Linked DNA regions of Homo sapiens: region 2 is linked to region 1. Evidence: chromatin contacts called from ENCODE Hi-C data. All regions are on one chromosome and are shown on one strand. Each heading gives the region's core, a stretch centred on a gene start or an enhancer-like site at or near the end of the contact. The rest is flanking DNA. Distances are from core to core; before and after follow the strand shown.

Region 1 (7,067 bases), core at 2,083-4,582:
CCACAATTCTCTCTTCCCAGAATCCTTTGCTCTTTGAAGTGTAGTCTTCCTCACCTTCCTGCCAACCTCAGCCCCTGAGTCCACCTGTCTACCTCTGAAGAGAAGGGAAAGAGAGATCAAACGCCCCCTGCAGGCCTGTCCCTTTGAACCAAGCCCTGAGAACCCCCGCAGCCGTCCTCCTGTGTACCCTCCCCCAGCCGCACACACAGATGGAGAGCCCTGGGAAGGGTTCCCACAGTGCGTTAGCTCCAAACAGTGCAAGAGGACAAGCAGTGTGGCGCTTCCAGCCTCTGTCAATAATTCATGAGGCTCAGACTGAGGAGCACCAGTCAGAGTCAGCCTTCCCTGGACATGGGGAAAATTATACTGAAGCTCTCCTGTCTCATCGGGATCTGCTGAGTAGCAAAGCAGAGTATTGCAGCTGTAACTTCTTGGCTGAGGAAAACACTAGAATTCCAGTGCAGGCCGTTCTATTACTTGCTCACCATACACCCCCTTTTGAATGTTGAAACCCTTTTTCAGCTGCTCAGCTTACCTGCACATATACTAAATGAATCTTGAGCAAACATGAATTCTATTCAAAAGTCATGCCTAGAACTGGATTTCACAAACCAGGATTCTTTCCCCTTTAATTGTAGGGACTGGCATAAGGCTGCCAAACTGGTGATTTCACCAATAACACATCTCTAAACCTACCCATCTGCTTTCATCATCTTTTCTAAAAGAAAACACTAACACACACACACACACACAAAAAGAAGCAAACGTATACTCCACAATAAAGGACTGTTAAATAAGCTTAGCTTTATGAAACTCACTGTAATTGTTTCCTTTTCTCATTTTGCCTTGAACTAGTGAAAACGCTGCCATGAACCAGCACTGCTTCTCAGTCTGGCTTTGGAGGCCAGTGGGTTAAACCAATTCAGATGCTTGCATTTGGGTCTGTTGGGGCCTTTCTACACTGTACCATAAGCCATCCAGATTTCTTCATTCTCCCGGAAACCCAGGAGGGAGATCATTTCAGCCCACTTGGCAGAAGTGCAGACTGAAGTCTTGGACACAGAATTTATAGCTGGCAAGGACTTTATTCATCATCCATACCCTCAGTAATTTACAGATGAAGAGTCTGGCCCAGGGCACCAATAATAATCACTACATGGTGGCAGTAACTACTATGTGCTTAGTAGCTTACAGTTCATAAAGAGATTTTGCATTCAACAAATATTTATTGAACTAAGATGGCGGCTAAGACCTGGGGACAGAGTGGTTAGGGAGAACTTGAGTGCCCCGAGTTCTTTGCATTTCCACCACTGCTTGAGGGACTGTCCAGCCTCCTCGCTACCACTTAGCCCCTGTAAAGGAGGAAGTCCCTTTGTCAACGGACATGAGAATGCTGTTTGGCCAATGACCATAGTCTGCCCTCCAGGGCCCGTGAAGATGGAAGAGACCTTGGGCAGAGTGAAGGGCAGTGCCAGGCCTGGCGCAGCTACTCCCTATCACGTCTCTCTCCCAGGCTCTTCCAGCCTCACCTGGTGGACTCCATGGCGACCACAGGCCTCACCTCCATGGGCAGTCTCAAAACATTTGCCCTCCTGTGGGCTGTCACACACATAGACCCAGACTTTCTTGGAGAAGGAATTCTGAAGAAGCAAAAGCAACCAACTCAAAACCCCCACTTCCCAGAGAAGAAAAGGTGGGCAAGCAGATGCAGAAAGGCAGCAGCCAAAGCCTGCGGGTTCCTGCAAGGGCCAGGGGAGGGGCGAGCCCTACAGGCAACTTGAACGGAGAGCTCACCCGCCAGCCCGGAAAGGCAAGCCCCAGTCAGGCGGAAGGTAGATGGTGGAGGGGCGCCGCGGCGGATGGAGGTGCCCAGGGCCACAGACCGCTCACAGCGGTACCGGGGCGGGGAGCAGGGCGGGCAGGGAATCGGCCCGCCCTTCGTCCTGCCCCTCGCCCTACTCTGTCACCGCCCCTGGGAAGAGTGGAACCCATACTTGCTGGTCTGATCCATGCACAAGGCGGGGCTGCTAGGCCTCTGTGCCCGGGCTTGGAATTCGGTGCGGATGGCCAGCTCCGGGATGACCCGCCGGGACCCGCTCGCAAATAAGGTGGCCCTGGTAACGGCCTCCACCGACGGGTGAGTGCTCCGGCCGGAGTTTCTGAGGCCCTGGCTGCCTGGAAACAGGCACTGGCCTCTCATCCTCGGCCTCCGGTGCCCCTGTCCTCAGACCTTACACGCTGCCAAAGTCTGGCCCTGGAAAAAAGGTAGCCACGTGGTCCGCCTGAAGCCACTCCGAATCCCCTAGCCCTGGACCCTCCCTTGCCAGCCCTCCTGTCCCTGCTACCTCTGGCACAACTGTGCCACCTCTGTGCAGCCCTATCGATCTAGTCTCCCCAGTGTTCTGGGCTGCCCCAGTCAACCAGCGCCACCTAGCGTCTGGGAAGACCAGAAACTGGAAATCCAAGGAAATCTGGATTTCAAAATACTATCCCACGGCCTCCAGCACTTTGAAAATGTACCAGACATTCTATTTGGGCACCGGAAAGTCCCCCGGAACCCCTCCCCCTTACCTAGATGGGACACCAGAGCCATATGTCGAGATTTTTGTTTAGGTCGGTACATCTGGGCCGACCTTGCCCAGCCTGTTTCTCACCCACCATTCTTGTCTATCCTGGTCCTCATTTCTACAGGACTTTGCTAGATGCCAGCTCTTCACAAAACTAAAATACAAATGTAGGTAAAATGCTAATAGCTGACAAATGCAAAATGTGTAACTCTTCCTCCCAAGGCAATATTTACATTTTTGACCGGAGACCATCTTTTCACATGCACCCCAAAAAATAACTAAGGATAGAATTTTGAGAATGATGTAGACGAGTAAGAAAGAAACCTGGGGGCAGGGCTGTTCTGAGTGAGACCCTCAAATCACGGAAGTGGCTGCTGCTGCAAACCCAGCTCATTTCTCACCTCTCAGTCCCAAGAGGGGATGAAGCCTGTCACCCATGGTGGGAACTGTAGAAAGTGATGTCAGTTCTTGGGAACTGAGGCTGTGGTCCAGGTCATAATAAAAACAAGTAAAGGAATGCCAAAAATGGCCATGCCATTAAGCCTGTTTTACACATAGTAGGCACACGTAGGGGTTATATAGAGAAAGAGCCAGAATTCAAACCCGGGCAGTCTTAACTTCAGAGCTCATACTGTCGACCTCTTCCCCTGCACAGGCCTTAGCAGTCTTTGTCTCTTTCTGCTCACAGGATCGGCTTCGCCATCGCCCGGCGTTTGGCCCAGGACGGGGCCCATGTGGTCGTCAGCAGCCGGAAGCAGCAGAATGTGGACCAGGCGGTGGCCACGCTGCAGGGGGAGGGGCTGAGCGTGACGGGCACCGTGTGCCATGTGGGGAAGGCGGAGGACCGGGAGCGGCTGGTGGCCACGGTGAGCTGCAGGGAAATGGGCACAGAGCCAGGAGGTGGAAAACGGAGCCAGCCTGAGCCTCCTTCCCTGCTTTCCTAGACAGCAGCACATTTTTACTGTGTGCCTTTCTATTATGTCCATATACTAACGTCAGAGAATCATCCCATCTCAGTCAGAGAATTTTAAAACATTCTAATGCTTCAACCCTGCATCATCCCTTGAGTACCCCAAAGAAACAGCTGGTACTGGTTCTGCAGTAATTTTCAATCTAATTGAACAGATGTGAAGGGTAAATACAATCACAAAATACATGTTCCCACCCATGAGTTAATAAACATTCCCCTCTTCTTCAGCTTATAGAGTCAAGTCCCTGGGAACCTCAGGAAGCAGCCCACCATGTTTCAGCCACTTACTATGTGCCATTTCCTGTGTTCAGAGCCTTACACAGGTTATCTCTAGACCTGACAACAACCCAAGCAAGGCAAGGACTATTCTCTCAGTCTGCAGACCCTGGCTCAGATAGCTGGAGCAACTTCCCAAGGTCCCACAGCCAGTAAGGAAAGACCCAGACCTCCCAGGCTCCCTTCCTTTATTGGCTGCCTGTGGACTACCGGGTACTGGACTTTAGTCTCAAAGAAAGTATATAAGTCGATGTCAGAATTAGTAGTGGACACCAGCCTTGCAGCTGCTGAAGCAAATATGAAGCATTCACAAAGGAAGCTCCTCTTCCCTTGAGGCTCACGGCATACACTTTATTTCCCAGAGTGGAAGGGAGAATCTACCCAAAAATGGAAAGTACAGGATTCTGCTAACAGATTGGAAGGTTGGCAGAAATAATTTGCATAATCTTAGAAGAGGAGGATCTTAAGCAATAGTAGACAGTAGTATGGTAGACAGAATAGGGTAATTCCATTTTTAAGGAACTGTCTGGCAAATGCTCAAATGTGCATTGGAAAGAGCCAAATATGAGTCCAAGAAAGTCACAAATGTGAGTCCAAAAAAGCTTGGCTTAGGCTGATGGACAGACCCCAAGATTGGGGCCTTGATCCTGATGGTGGAAGGAGCCGTTTGGGAGTCTGGATCAATTAGCACTAACCATATGACATGTAGCAATGTAATGTGAAAATCCTCCCGGAAAAACATCCTGTGGCCCCCACCAGGTTCACTTAACATGGCCTACAGGCCTGGCCCAGAGGTGGTACTTGAGCTAAACCTTAAGGAATGGATGGGAATGGACAGATGGAATAGTGATGAGGTTCCAGATAACTCTGCAAAATGAGCAGACAGCCAAGGAGGAACTGAAGGAAACAGAGGAGCACTGTCAGGCCACAGTGGAGAGCACAGGCTCAGGAGTACTGCTGGGGAAGGGGCTGCATTGGAAAGATAGAGGCCATGGGCCTCCATATCCTTTTTTTTTTTTTTTTTTTTTTGAGACAGAGTTTCATTCTTGTTGCCCAGGCTGAAGTGATATGGCACAATCTCAGCTCACTGCAACCTCCGCCTCCAGGTTCAAGCAATTCTCATGCCTCAGCCTCCCGAGCAGCTAGGATTACAGGCATCCACCACCACGTCCAGCTAATTTTTGTATTTTTGGTAGAGACAGGGTTTCACCATGTTGGCCAGGCTGGTCTTGAACTCCTGACCTCAGGTGATCCACCCCCTCGGCCTCCCAATGTGCTGGGATTACAGGCGTGAGCCACTGTGCCCGGCCATAGCTTCTTAAAAGGATACGTTAAGGACCTTAAAAGGATATGGCCTCTTAAAAGGATATGTTTACACACCCTTGTAGCAAATAAGAAGCCATGTGAGGTTTTGAGCAAGAGAAAGATGGTTATTAGGAAAGCTAATCTGGCTCTGGTAGGAAGGATATACAGAGGAGACACCGAATCCAGGGCATCAGTGAGGAAGCTGTTGCTGTCCTCCAGGTTTAGAGCAGTGGCGGTGGGACTGGAATAGATGTGCCCAAGAGACATTCAGTGGAAACGAACCAAGATTTTCCAACCCCATGTCAAAAAGTGGGAAATAGAGAAGTCAAAAATGACTCTCAAGTAGTTTGTATGACCATTGTCAGAGAGGAGAATGATAGAATACTTGTCAGCAATTTGAAATGTCTTCTGCCAGTTGCCACATGTTACCCTGCAATGAGAAAAGCCACTTTCCTGAGAATGGATACTACCCAGTGGCCTCCTCATCTGGACACCACGAAGCTTCTCACTGGTGTTGTAAGTGGAAACCAGAGTAGCTGCCTATCTCCTTGATTATATTTTTTCTTAAAAATGTATAACTATCAGAACACAGAACAAACAGCTCCTAACCGCTTTGGTGTAGTGATCACACAATTTAGAATAAGACTTAGAAGACTTTCCTTTTTTTTTTTTTTCCAGAGACAGGGCCTCCTTCTGTTGCCCAGGCTGCAGTGCAGTGACATGATCATAGCTCACTGTAACCTCGAAGTCCTGAACTCAAGCAATCCTCCCACCTCAGCCTCCCAAGTGGCTAAAACTATAGGCATGCACCACCACACCAGTTCATTTTTTAAATTTTTTGTAGAGTTGGGGCTGTATTTCCCAGGCTGTTTTGAACTCCTGGCCTCAAGTGGTCCTCCCCACTGGGCCTACCAAAGTGCTAGGATTATAGGTGTGAGCCACCACACCCAGCCTCATTCATCTTTTATGGTTTGCTGTCTCTGTTCAATCAAAACCCAGCCTCCTCCCATCTCTGTGCTGACAGACCTGGAAGGAGAGGAGTATGGGGTATACAGCAGAGTAGAAAATGTCTCCAGGTGATTCTAGAGCAATCCATTGTCTCCTCCCAGCCCAAACACATGTGTACTGAGCACGGCGCACATCACTTATTAACTTACTCTGCACCTCCCTAGTAACAAGTCCATTGGTGAGACTTACACAGAGCCAAGGCAGGTGACTTGGCTTTGTGCCAGGATACCAAAATTTAAAGGGTGCAAGAAAGTATTAATACTGGTTTTAAAAGATTATGTGACTGTAAATTTTGTTAGATTTACACATTGACAGCCCAGCATTCCTTCAACTGTCTAGAAACAACTGAGCTTAGCACCTAGTTAACAAGAATAATTAGTTAAAACGGGAAGCTAGCAGATGGTGTACATTGTTAGTAACACCCCTCTGTGTGCCAAATCCGGAGCACAAAGTTGACCGAGGGCCCGTGTACTGCAACTTGCCCAAGGCATCAAAATTGCCAGTTCCGGGCAAACGGAAAGTCTGGTTTCAGGGTGGCTTTGTACTGAAAACCCTTGTTGGCAGATTCTGCTTGGCCATTCATTACTCTAGCACAGGCCTCACTATCTACTTATAACTTATTAAGGAGGTGAGATGTTGCCTTTCTTCGCCTTCTCAATTTAAATTTCAGTTTCTGCCTTGAATCTTTCATGCCTCCAGGTCAAAAGAGAGAGACAGAGACAGGGAAAATGACATCATAACCAAATATGGAATTGCTTTAAATTCAGGCTGGTATCTTCTCCCATCACGGCTCTCCTGGGCAACCAGTTTCCTGATGACCCCAACTCACTTTCAGAGGGCTCTTATGAATTAGCTCTGTGCTACAAAGTGGGAGACTGACCTCAGTTCTTCCACCACTAACTAGCTTTGTGCCCTGAAAACATCACTTCACCCCTCCCAAA
Region 2 (6,202 bases), core at 2,353-4,852, 97 kb after region 1:
CCCATCCTCCACTCCACATCTTTCCACCCCTCCTATTACCCAAGGAAGTTTGTGTCCCCTTGTAGAATCACACCACCAAGTCCCTGCCCACAAAATAGATGCCTTGCCTCCACAAACCATAACCTAGGGGAGATTTAGCCACAAGACAGTTCCCTAACTCTGCCCCTCCCTTACAGGAGATCCCTATTGAGCACTGCCCTCTATGTCTAGTTATTAGAACCAAGAATGACCTGGAAACTATGAGTCTAACACATTCTCTTCTTTCTCCAGGGCTTCAGTCCTTACAATGTCAGTAAAACAGCCTTGCTGGGCCTCAACAAGACCTTGGCCATAGAGCTGGCCCCAAGGAACATTAGGGTGAACTGCCTAGCACCTGGACTTATCAAGACTAGCTTCAGCAGGATGGTGAGGAAGGGGAGCTTTGCATCCCACTGGGACCCCTTGAAAGGCATCCATCTTCTTGGACAGGGAAACCCAGTACCTGAGTCCTGAGCTCTCAACCACTCCATTCTCCTTCCCTGGTCTTTTCCATATTCACTCTCTGTACCAGCTGCCCTATACAAGCCACACTCCTATCACACCTTTCCTGAGGTGCAGAGTGGAGACTGAGATATTCACACTCTACTCACACTGTTTCCTCTCTCCTTACATGGATGAGAATTGGAGAGACACAGCAAAATGCATCACTAGAACCTGAAACAAATGAAACAGATGAGGGCAGTGGGGAGAGCTGGGAGCTAGAAAAAAATAGGAAGTGAAAGAGGGAAGTCTCTCTCCCCATCCCTCCTCTCAGTTGCCATGAGGATGGGCAGTTTCTTCCCTTTCTGTTCCTCACTTTCCTCTTCTTAAACATAAAGAGATTTCCCTTCTTCCTGCAGCTCTGGATGGACAAGGAAAAAGAGGAAAGCATGAAAGAAACCCTGCGGATAAGAAGGTAAACTGTCATACGGGCAAGGGCACTAAGAGACATGAAGATGGGAAGGTCTGGTCCCTAGCAGCCCACAGCCCGCTGTCTCAGTCCCACAGATAACACAGGCAGGCTCTCCTCTGCCTCACAGACCACGAATTCATAAACACTATCACTACAGTGACCTGAGCAAGAAGTCAGCTTCCCTTTCCAAAGGTAAACACAGAGACATCGGGGTTTCAGCAGTGCAGAGCTCTCGGAGAAGCCCTGAGTCCTCTCTCCACCTGGGGGATTGCCTCCACCTCTGAGCATCCATGGAGACCAGGGACTATAACCAAAACCATGCTTTTTTAGTCCCCTTGAATAATGACACATGTTTACAAAACTCAGGTTGATGATCTACAATCCAAATGAAAAGAATGAAGAGTTTTACTAAGCCCCAAACTCCCCTTGCCTAAGGAGTTACTTTCTTCCCCAGTGAGCTGGGTGAACTGTTCAAGCACCTTTGTCGGGCTCCCTTTCCTCTAAGTTCCCTGCCTCTCTCTACCTTCTGGCTTCTGGGCACTATCTAGTTTCTCCATCTTGTCCCTCAAGGACAAATGCCAGCAATGCCTAATTCCGTACTGGTCCAGACATCCCAAATCTTCCCAAAGCCATTCTGATGTCAGGCATGAGCTACAGGCCTAGTTCATAACTCATTAATAAGTCAGGGGATTGTCAACCTAGAGCTCCAGTGAATGATCTAGCCCATGTAGCTCAATACTGGATGCACATTAGAATCACCTGGGGAGCTTTTTAAACTGCAGGTGCTCAGGCCCCACCCACTCCCAAAGATTCTTTTTTAATTGGTCCAAGGTAGGACTTGACCATCTAGGGTTTTGTTTTTCTTTGTCTTTTCTTTTCTTTTTTTGTTTAAGCCTCTCAAATGATTGCAAGGTACAGCTAGAATGGAGAAGCATTAATTCAGCCCTTCTAGGTTTGAGTTACTCTGCCCACCTCTAGAGCATTCTATGGCAGGCAGATTAAAGTGTCTCCTAACTATGCAGTCACTGATAAAATAAGAATTAGCACATTCTCACCAAATGATCCTGACTTTAAGGGACAAGTATAGATTCCTGAAAAAATTGTCTCTAAGTTGAACCTGTACAAATGGAATCATTTTAAACACACCATTTACTGTCACACAGACTCCCTGATACTTTAGTGTGTGCACATGTGAAACCATTTTTTTGAAGTATGAAATAATTACTATTTTACCTGTATAACTTTGGATTTTGGTGTCCTGAGCTCTCTAAAAAACAGTGTCTCTATAGTATTTGAATATTATGGGTAATGGTTTTTGCAGAGTACAGTATGCTTATACTAAATTATAACAGCATATCCTCATGGTAACCCTATTTGATAGGCGGAAAGTTTGTACACTGATCCTGAAAAGTTATCTGATAATTCTTGATTAAGCAAATTTCATTCCCCGTGTCCCAGGTGAGGGAGGCAGACCTGTTTGATTTTTACTCCCTTCCTTGCTTCCCCTATTCCCCAGGTTAGGCGAGCCAGAGGATTCTCTTGGCATCGTGTCTTTCCTGTGCTCTGAAGATGCCAGCTACCTCACTGGGGAAACAGTGATGGTGGGTGGAGGAACCCCGTCCCGCCTCTGAGGACCCGGAGACAGCCCACAGGCCAGAGTTGGGCTCTAGCTCCTGGTGCTGTTCCTGCATTCACCCACTGGCCTTTCCCACCTCTGCTCACCTTACTGTTCACCTCATCAAATCAGTTCTGCCCTGTGAAAAGATCCAGCCTTCCCTGCCGTCAAGGTGGTGTCTTACTCGGGATTCCTGCTGTTGTTGTGGCCTTGGGTAAAGGCCTCCCCTGAGAACACAGGACAGGCCTGCTGACAAGGCTGAGTCTACCTTGGCAAAGACCAAGATATTTTTTGCCCAGGCCACTGGGGAATTTGAGGGGAGATGAGAGAGAAGGAAGCTGGAGTGGAAGGAGCAGAGTTGCAAATTAACAACTTGCAAATGAGGTGCAAATAAAATGCAGATGATTGCGCGGCTTTGAATCGAATCGACGTTTTCTCAGTGCGGGGTGCTTAGCTGAGCAGAGAGCAGAAGTCTGGCCAGGCTGGATCTCTGGATCCCCCAGCCCTCCTCCCTGTCTCCAGGACCTGAGCGTGATGTTCAGGGGTGGAGGTGTCTGCAGAGCTGCCAACTGGAAGGAAGGTGGGACAGGAACTCCCAGGACGCCACGGGGATCCCCGAGGCAGGGCGAGTCGGGCGAGGGTGGGGAAGGAGGAACTCTCTAACACCTCCCCGCCCCTCGCCTCCCAGATCCAGCCATGCCCTCTCCCAGCATGGCCCTAGGTCCCGAGTCAGCAAGGACAAGCTGGAGGGGTCCTGAGCCGGTGGGGAATAGAGAAAGGCCCTGCAAGGTGCCCGGGCCCACAAACAAAAGAAATGGCTTCTGCCCACGGGCCCGAGGATTGAGTAGATGGAAAGCGGGGACGCTGCCCCCCGCCCCGAAGGCCCGGACACCGGGCGACGCACACCGGCCAGCTCACGCGGGAGCCAGCGAGAAGGGTCGGCGCGAGCGCGCGCGGGGTCTCACGCGGCTCGGCAGCGCGGAGCGCATGCTCAGTCCGGCAGCTCTCCCTGCTGGGCGGGGGAGCCGGCGCTCCGAGGCGGGGGGAGGAGCGCTCAAGCAGCCGCCCCTGACCGGAGCGGGCTCGGCCGCTGCTGCAGCGCTCAGCGCCCGGGCCCTGCTGAAGCCGGGTCTAGCATGTGCCGCGGCTCCCCGGCGGCGGCGGCGGCTCCTCTGCAGCAGCCTCAGCAGCAGCGGCCGCCATGGCCAAGCCCAGCGTGGAGCTCACCCGCGAGTTGCAAGGTACGAGGCTGCCTCGGTCTCTGGGACGCCCCGTCCGGGAGCATCCCAGACCCAGCGCGTTCCTCCCCGTGGTGCATCCCAGCCCGGTGTCTCACACCCCTCACCCCATGCATCCTGGCTCCAAGGCAGCCCCTGCATTCCAGTCCGGGCATCGCTGTCCCCGGAGCATCCTCCGCTGCCTGCCTCGCCTCACCCGGTCGGGACCTTCCTGTCCCGGAGCCGCCCGTCCCGCCCTTCGGTGACAGGTGCAGTTCCCTGGCGCTCCCTGGGGCTGACTCTCGGCGTTCCTAGCCCACCCTCGGCGAAGCGTCCAGTCTCCCATCCGGAGAGTCCCCGCTTCCCCGCCGGGCGGGGCCAAGCCCGCCCCTCCCTGCGATGGGAGCTGCCCCTGGTCCTGACCGCTGCGTGGCTTAACACCCTCCCTCCTCCCGGCCCCGCCCCGGAACTGGCCCTGAAGAGCCCCTTAGGAGCTGGGCAGCGCCCAGGCCAGTGGGGCAAAGAAAGGAGTCAGGGAAGAGGCCCTGGATTGGAGCTAAAACCAAGAGCAGGAGGGTCTCTGAGGCTCGCCTCCCACAGCCCCGTCCCAGCCTGCTTCCTTCTCGCTACCCACCACCCACACATCAAGGCTTCTCCCGTTTGCATGGTTCTCAGACCTAGCCCAAACCCAGGCCCGGCCACCCAGCACTGCCACAACCCTGACCCCCAGAGACGGGAGCACAGGCTAGCCCACGCAAAGCGCAGGATGCTCGTGGATACTCAGAGGCATGCTGCGCCGTGGCAATCTCCCACACCTGCACACACACACAGCACAATCATTAGACGTGTGTAAACACATCTTCACAGAGATGGCACCCCAGCACACGCGCGTGCACACACACACACACACACTATATCTGGGTGGTTCTGCCAGCAGATGGGTATGGGGCTCATTTAAACATTAATTCTTCTCCCCGCCCAACACACACAGAGGAAGTGTCTGGCTCTGTGCCCCTTCCACAGCATACTCATTCACACTTACCTGTCCCCACCAATGCCACACTCAGGCTCCCTGACATCTCCAGGAGGCATGCACACTCTCATAGTAAAGGCAGACACTCACACCCGGACCACCTAGAATATAGTCAAAGGGACACCCCACACCCCCACACAGTGACTCACTTTGTATGTGTCAATGGCTGTTGTAGTGCATGGGTTGGAAAAATTCTTCACACCCTCAGAAGTGTGAGACACACCCTCCCACAGACAGTCAGCAACCGTCCCCTGACTCAGGGACATCAGGAGCCGGAGTTTTCTCCACACCCTACTCCCTCTCTAATAGGAAGAGAAAAGTCAAAAAAGAGACAGTGTGAAAAGTCACCCAAGAAGGAATGCCCTCTGTCCCTGTCCTCCCTTCTTTGTCTCTCTGTTTCTCTCTTATCCCATTTGACCCTGACCCTGCCTCTATCTGGAGAGCTCTGGGAGGTGGGGGTGGCCAGGGTAAGGTGAAGCTCTGAGCAGGCTCCCACCCCCCCTCAGACAGCATCCGGAGGTGCCTGAGCCAAGGGGCCGTGCTCCAACAACATCATGTGAAGTTGGAGACAAAGCCCAAGAAGTTTGAGGACCGAGTGCTGGTGAGGGCACTGGGCATGTGGGGAGGGAGGAGGTGGCTGGCAAGGGCAGCTGGCCAGTAGAGGGCAGGGAGCCGGGAGGACAGAAGAGACAGAAGTGGGTGGACACTGAGGAGACAAAACCTGGGGGGAGGAGGCAGGGCTGGACTGTGTTGATGTCCAGAAGTCTAGGGTAGGGCATCGGGTTGGGGAGACACTCCAAGAGCAGAGCTGAAGGGCTTAAGGAGGGCAGGGCCACCAAGGCCCAGCAGCTGCCATGAGCTGCCGATTTTTTCCTCTCTCTGTAGGCCCTGACCTCCTGGCGCCTCCACCTCTTCCTCCTTAAAGTCCCGGCCAAGGTGAGTTGGGCTGAGGAGCAGGAGAGCACCTGGCATGCTCCCTACCTCCCAAGCCTGGCAACCCAGGTCCTTACCAGGAGCTGAGCATCTCCATCCCTCCTAGGTGGAGAGCTCCTTCAATGTCCTGGAGATCCGTGCCTTCAACACGCTCAGTCAGAATCAGGTGAGTACCAGGGCTTTGGGCCCCACTACTGGGCCAGCTGGAGGAGGGAGCAGAGAGGAGGGAGTCTGAGGCTCTGACGCTTCGTCTCCCCCAGATCCTGGTGGAGACGGAGCGTGGCATGGTGAGCATGCGACTGCCATCAGCTGAAAGTGTGGACCAGGTGACACGACATGTGAGCTCTGCCCTGTCCAAGGTCTGCCCTGGCCCTGGGTGAGTGGCAAATAAGGGGTCTCTTAAGGCATTAGATGAGAGGGAGAGTTCATCCCTTCCTCCTTCCCCTGGGCCAGGGCTGAGAAGGAGAGCTCTC

Evidence for each region. A loop is a pair of places that touch in the nucleus more often than their neighbours do. Pooled maps may share reads with other maps.
Region 2: a loop to region 1 is called in a pooled map, with 3 times the contacts of the local background. The contact joins the promoter of CARMIL3 here to the promoter of DHRS4-AS1 in region 1. A Hi-C loop is called at or near these places in 4 of 50 pooled maps.

Annotation. Positions count from the first base shown.
Region 1 is chr14:23,951,780-23,958,846 of GRCh38, forward strand. It overlaps DHRS4-AS1 (DHRS4 antisense RNA 1), which reads right to left and starts at 3,333. Exons shown (of 2, transcript NR_023922.2): 1 at 2,969-3,333. DHRS4 (dehydrogenase/reductase 4) reads left to right here and starts at 1,991. Exons shown (of 8, transcript NM_021004.4): 1 at 1,991-2,137; 2 at 3,256-3,433. The coding sequence starts at 2,010. RefSeq lists enhancers at 1,513-1,712, 2,323-2,452, 2,503-2,632.
Region 2 is chr14:24,048,407-24,054,608 of GRCh38, forward strand. It overlaps CARMIL3 (capping protein regulator and myosin 1 linker 3), which reads left to right and starts at 3,603. Exons shown (of 40, transcript NM_138360.4): 1 at 3,603-3,787; 2 at 5,303-5,397; 3 at 5,682-5,732; 4 at 5,836-5,895; 5 at 5,990-6,105. The coding sequence starts at 3,748. It also overlaps the pseudogene DHRS4L1. RefSeq lists silencers at 3,396-3,695, 3,966-4,055, 4,076-4,245 and an enhancer at 4,261-4,960.